2 separate regions of the Homo sapiens genome follow, and region 2 is linked to region 1. Evidence: chromatin loops called from intact Hi-C (ENCODE). Cell type or tissue: A673. All regions are shown on one strand. Each heading gives the region's core, and the rest is flanking DNA. Links, peaks and the distances in the headings are about the cores only. Region 1 has its middle 32 kb from the start of MRPL22. Region 2 has its middle 250 kb from the start of KIF4B.

Region 1 (2,823 bases), core at 124-2,623:
CCAGAGCATTGGATAGGGAATGGAAAATTGAACTGGGAAATGGGAGTAATTGATCTTCACCAATGGACCCAGCCTCTCTGTGGCTAAATTCCCCTGTGTGTAAAAATGCAGGAAATTACATTTGGACCCCAAATTTACTTTTTCCCTACTTTAAAATACATCATATACACAGAAGGCAGCACAGTGTCATGAACAATAATAAAACAAATGCCCACTAATCCACACATGGATTTTGACAGCATGTAACAATTTCCCTGATTTCTAATCCACTTAAAAAGTGGTGGCCCCTCTTTTTGTGCTCTGACAGTTAAGACAGTTTGCATAGCTCATCTCTCCTTGGAGGAACTTGTCTCTCTTTTGAATTAGCTTACTTGGTTGCCTCAGAAGCTATTCTTTCTTACGGGCTCAACAAAAGTAATGATTTTGTCATTTACCTGTCATTTTCATTGTTAGGGTGAGAGTGATGAGCTTTGCAGCTATATCCTAAGCAGAAGTGTAAGTATATTTCAATTCCACCTTTATCCTATATCAAATCTATATACTTGAGCCTGTCTGGGAGGCTACATAAGAATCATGCTGCTTTAATAATAAACCTTTCTTCCTAGCAATGTAAGTCACCCCTCAATCTTCCAAAATTTCTTCATCCCTTTATTAAGCTTCCCAGGTGACTTTAGAATTATATTCTCTAGTTAAAAAAATGCTTTTGACATTTTTATTAGAATTGAAGTGGTTGAATTCTTGAGTTATGCCATTCAAGAATGGGTATGCCCTATCATTTATTCCAGTCTTCTTTCAAATCCCTCAATAAAGTTTTACAGTTCTATTTCTATGGGTCCTGCCTACTTATGTAAGTTTGTTCCTAGATATTTTATATTTTAGTTTCTATTTTTAATACTTTTTAAAAATTATCTTTTCTTTTGAGTTGTTGATTTTGAAAGATAAGCTTTAGCTGGGCACAGTGGCATGTGCCTGTAGTCCTAGCTACTTGGGAAGCTGAGGTGAAGGGTTTGAGCCCCAGAGCTTGAGCCTGGGCAACAGAAACAGTGAGACCCCTGTCTCTTAAATAAGTGTGTGTGTGTGTGTGTGTGTGTGTGTGTGTGTGTGTGTGTGTGTGTGTGTATGGCATATTGATTTTGTAACCAACTGCCTTATTGAACTCTACTTACTTCAAATATTTTTTCTGTTTACTTTATTAGATTGCTAGATAGGCAATTATATGTAAATAATAATTTGCCTCCTCCTTTCCAAAGATTTTTCTCTTATTTCATTTGTTTTACTGTTTTGGCTAAACTTTCAGAAAATATTAAATGATCATGGATAGTCGGCATACTTGTCTTATACCTGAACTTAGCAGGAAACACCAGAGCTTCACTTTAAGTATGGTGATACCTGTGGCAAAAACAATAAATCAGCTTATTCAACAATTCCCTTCTCTTGCATTTGAGAAAGAAAAGAAAAGAGCAGCCCTTGACATTCAGAAGCTGGCCAGGCACTCACAGCTAGGCCATGCTGCCCTCTGTTGGACATAAACCATGTCACAGAATATCAAAGCCAGACAAAGTTACTCTGGGATCATGATTCAATGAAATAAGGCGAGTCCACACCATCATTTTGCTGAAGCTCAGAAAAAAATAAGTTCACTGTGCCCCTCACAAAATACCAAACATTCCTCTCTTGTGGCCAAAATGAGTAACTGTTAACTCTTTACCACTTACCCCTTTTTTTCACTCATTTACCCTCCTTGATAAAACTTGAGATAATCATATAATTGCACCTGCTTTCTAACAGCATCCAATTTAGAAAAAAATACCTGCTTTCTTAGCCCCTCCACAAATCACCCAACCAATGCCCAAATCCTATAATAGGTTCTAACACCTCTTATTGAGACACCCCATAGCTCCCCATGGTGTGTTTTCCCTCGCTGCAACAAGTAATAAACCCAACTTGTTCAACTAGAGTTGTATTTGTGGTGGTCTCTGACTGGAGGACATTGGCATGCTTTAGAAACCAGAAAACTAAAAAGTACATTTCTGTACTTACAACTAAGGTTCATTCATATAATATATGCCAGTCATTTATGCCCACACTGATTCAGAGATGGAAGAGAACAATGTGAGGAGGTGGTCACAGAGTAGGAGATTACAGATTCTATTATACCCAGACAGTACACAGGCATCTGGCCCTTTAGGAGCAGCTATGATGGAATCCTAGTCTTTCCACTAGAACAGCCCTATTGTAAGGAGGTATGGTTTTCTTCCTATGTCATCTGATTGCATTGTTCCTGGCTATGTAGCTTTAAAATCTAGTTCTTGGGCCACTTAGAAATTATTTGAGTGATCCAATACTCTTTTAATAATTTATTTTTGCTTACATTAGTCTTACAAGATGATGGAATGGGATGCTTGCTGCTTTAGCATGGTGTCTCCGACTGAGTTACCACTACAATAGGTGTCAGGATGCCAAAATGATTGTGAGAGCATCACTTCCAACTCCCAGATCTTACTCATCTTTCAGCCAATTCTAACCCACAACCCTACAGAGAAGAGGATTCTGAGAAATGTACTTCCAGGTTGGCTACGATACAGCACATTCCTACAAAGGATTCTTTTTTTTTTTTTTTTAACTACATAGGATTCTCAATCTTCTCTGTATGCCCTTTTCCCACATTGAATTTTTTCATTTGTATTTGATTGAATTCATAGGTCACGTCCACTTTAATGATCCTTTTTCCCCCAAAGAACCAAGAGTTAGGAGTGTTCAATTATCAAGTAGCTTGAATTATATTTAAACTTTTTTTAAAAAGGAACAAATTTCTAGTTTTAA
Region 2 (2,823 bases), core at 110-2,609, 290 kb before region 1:
AGAGCCTAGGCTGAGGAATCCAAACCACCCTCCTTTCTTCTATCTAGTCCTATTTAGTTGATGCCACAAAAAAATAGGCTGGTTTTGCATCTGGTTATTTCTGCCTGGGCCCTTTGTGATCTCTCTCAGAGGGTGACCGCTCATCACTCAGATGACACAGAGGAGATCCACACCAGCAACAGTCCAAGTAGCCAGCATTTATTAAGCATTTCCTATGAGCCGGATATCATGCAGATGTTCCTACAGAACTTCTTCAATCACATCACAGTTCTGTTCAAAATCCTCACTGGCTCCACATTGTACAAAGAATAAATGTAATTTGCATCTAATTCTTATCTAATGCCTTTAATTCATTCAGAACTAAGCAAAACAAAGAAGGGATATATTAGGTTAAAAGGCTACCATTAGGCCAGGTGTGGTGGCTCACACCTGTAATCCTTGCATTTGGGAGGCCAAGGCAGGAGGATAGTTAGGGCCAGGAGATTGTAGACCAACATGGCAAGACCCTACCTCTATGTAATACAAAGAAAAAAGCTACTGTGAGATTGCAGGAATACATTTGGGCTAAAAGTTCCCTATTTGTTCCTCCAACAAGGTCCATTCTAAAAGAATGTCCTCTCTGATTAAATAAAACAGCAAATATGTGTGTGTGTGTGTGTGTGTGTGTGTGTGTGTGTGTGTATTCTCTTTCCCTGGAGTAGTCAATTTGTTAATTATGGCAACAACCACATTCTATTACTATTGGAGCTCATTCTCATGACAGATTACACAAATAGTCTTCAGTGCAAATCACCTTACAAAGGGAAGACATCACTTAAAACTGTAAGCCTAAACATCAGGGGGAAATGGAAGTATTTCATAGGTGATGCCGAGTATTAGCTATTATTGTGGATTATTTAGCGGTCTCACACCAGGGGAGCAGAAAACTGAACATGGTGAGAAATACTCAGAATTAAGAATTTGTTTCTTCACCATCTCTACCAGCTATCAATGTATTGCCTTTCCAATCCAAAATCACCCAGCATTGCCTGCTCTGTACAAATGAGTTTTAGTCCTTTAAATAACTCATTTCACCAGCTGGCGTAATGCTACATGTTGTCCATGGAGGGTGCTGAAGAGACATTTGAGCTGGAAGGGTTTTTCTCCATTGAGGGCAGGCTTCTGCAGCACAGGTGGCTTCCCATGCCCAGTTCCTGCTGTGCAAGCAGCTTCTTCAATGTCTGGCTTCTGCAGCATGCACGGCTTCTCTCAGCATCCAGCTCCCGCAGTGCAGGCAGCTTCCTGAGCACCAAGCTTATGAAGTGCATAGTAGTTAGTAGCACTTGGGAAGTTTATAGTAGAGTCCTCTACTATAGCAGAGTAGGGAGACACTTCTCTGTGACAGTTTTCCTTAGCACCTTAGGACGCATTGCCTACAAGCTCCAAAGGGCAGATTCTAGCAAGTTACACCAGTGCAGCACCCCAACATCTCTGCCATTCAGTAAGTCACAGCACTGTCCTCTCCAACAATCACTAGGTCTCAGCCTAGAGGGTCTCTTCCTGTGATGCTCTGTCTCAGTTTTATGGGTAGTGGCTGGCTGCACCTTATATCTGATATTCCTATCTTCTTTAGAGCTCTCTTTTCTTCTTACTAGTCAATCCCTCATGACTTTAACCGCTGTAATAGTTAATTCTTTATATTAAAGTCTCCTCACTCAAGTTACCATATGACTGCTGCCTCCTGATTGGTCCCTGATTGACACACTGTTGCATATGCACAGGCACACACACATACACACACACAAACACAATGGCTTATAAACTTTAAAATGGGTACAAACTGTTTTAAACCCTCCAGCCCCCAGCTCCCAAAATCAAACTTTCGCTAGGCTAGAGATGAATATACTAACTTATTTTATCCTCATAGTACCCCTAAAGGACTGGTATTTTTAATCCCAGTTTTACAGACGGGGAACTGACATGTTGAGTGGTTAAATGACTTACCCAAGTTCCCAACACCATATAGAATGTTTTATACATTAGTAGCACCAAGACTGTGCTATGCAGAACTCCTATTAACCTCAATAGGGAAGGCACCATGCTCAAGTGGCCAAAGAAGAGACCTGGAGCCAGCAAATGAGACATGGGGTTTTACTGGGGGCTTCCATACGGGGGAAAGAGTCCAGTAGTTGCAGGCTGGGTAGGAGAACTGCCTTCCGTACAGAAACAGTCTAGGGGTGGTGGCTTGGACAAGATATCCGCCTTACATAACAGTCCAATGGTGGAAGGCTAGACAACATAACCACAGGGCCCAATGGCAGTGGGTTAGGCAGGAAAACCACAACTGCCTGCAAACAGCATGAAGTTTATATACAGCATTTTCACTTAACACCATCCCCTTAACGACCTTCACCTGGCAACCTTCATGTAACCCAAAACCCAGGGCCTCAATCCCCTGTACAGCCCGTGTTCCACAAGATGGGCTGGGAGCTCAGATGTTTATCATACATAAGGAACGAATCTCCAGGTTGGCCATTCCCAGAATCCCTAGCTCCGAGCACACATTCAGGTGCATCTGAATACAGGGTGACTCTAAGGGTATGCTTAGATTATTGTTGTCAGGTGCATTTAGGCAACAGACTGAGCTACGTCGTTCCAAAACTAGAGAAGTCATTTACCTAAGATTAAGGACTGTCCTGACTTGTTTTTCTTTTTTCTTTTTTTTTTTTTTTTTTTTTTTTTTGTGACAGAGTCTCACTCTTGTTGCCCAGGCTGGAGTGCAGTGGCGCCATCTCGGCTCACTGCAATCTCTGCCTCCCGGGTTCAAGCGATTCCCCTCCCCTG

Evidence for each region. Hi-C counts contacts between places; a loop is a spot of excess contacts. Peaks named below come from ENCODE experiments on the same cell type or tissue, not always from the same donor. Only the 100,000 strongest peaks of a DNase experiment are listed, where the experiment ranks them.
Region 2: it touches region 1 in a loop (4-fold over the local background); 3 of 110 quality-filtered maps call a loop at or near these places.

Annotation. Positions count from the first base shown.
Region 1 is chr5:154,971,368-154,974,190 of GRCh38, reverse strand. No RefSeq gene overlaps it. Among named protein-coding and RNA genes, the nearest start is that of MRPL22, 32 kb to the right of the region's middle. In A673, for the core only: a CTCF peak has its summit at 1,515 (motif pointing left); a DNase peak (open chromatin) is centred at 1,500; H3K27ac peaks cover 2,148 bases.
Region 2 is chr5:155,259,321-155,262,143 of GRCh38, reverse strand. No RefSeq gene overlaps it. Among named protein-coding and RNA genes, the nearest start is that of KIF4B, 250 kb to the right of the region's middle. In A673, for the core only: a CTCF peak has its summit at 1,109; a DNase peak (open chromatin) is centred at 1,183.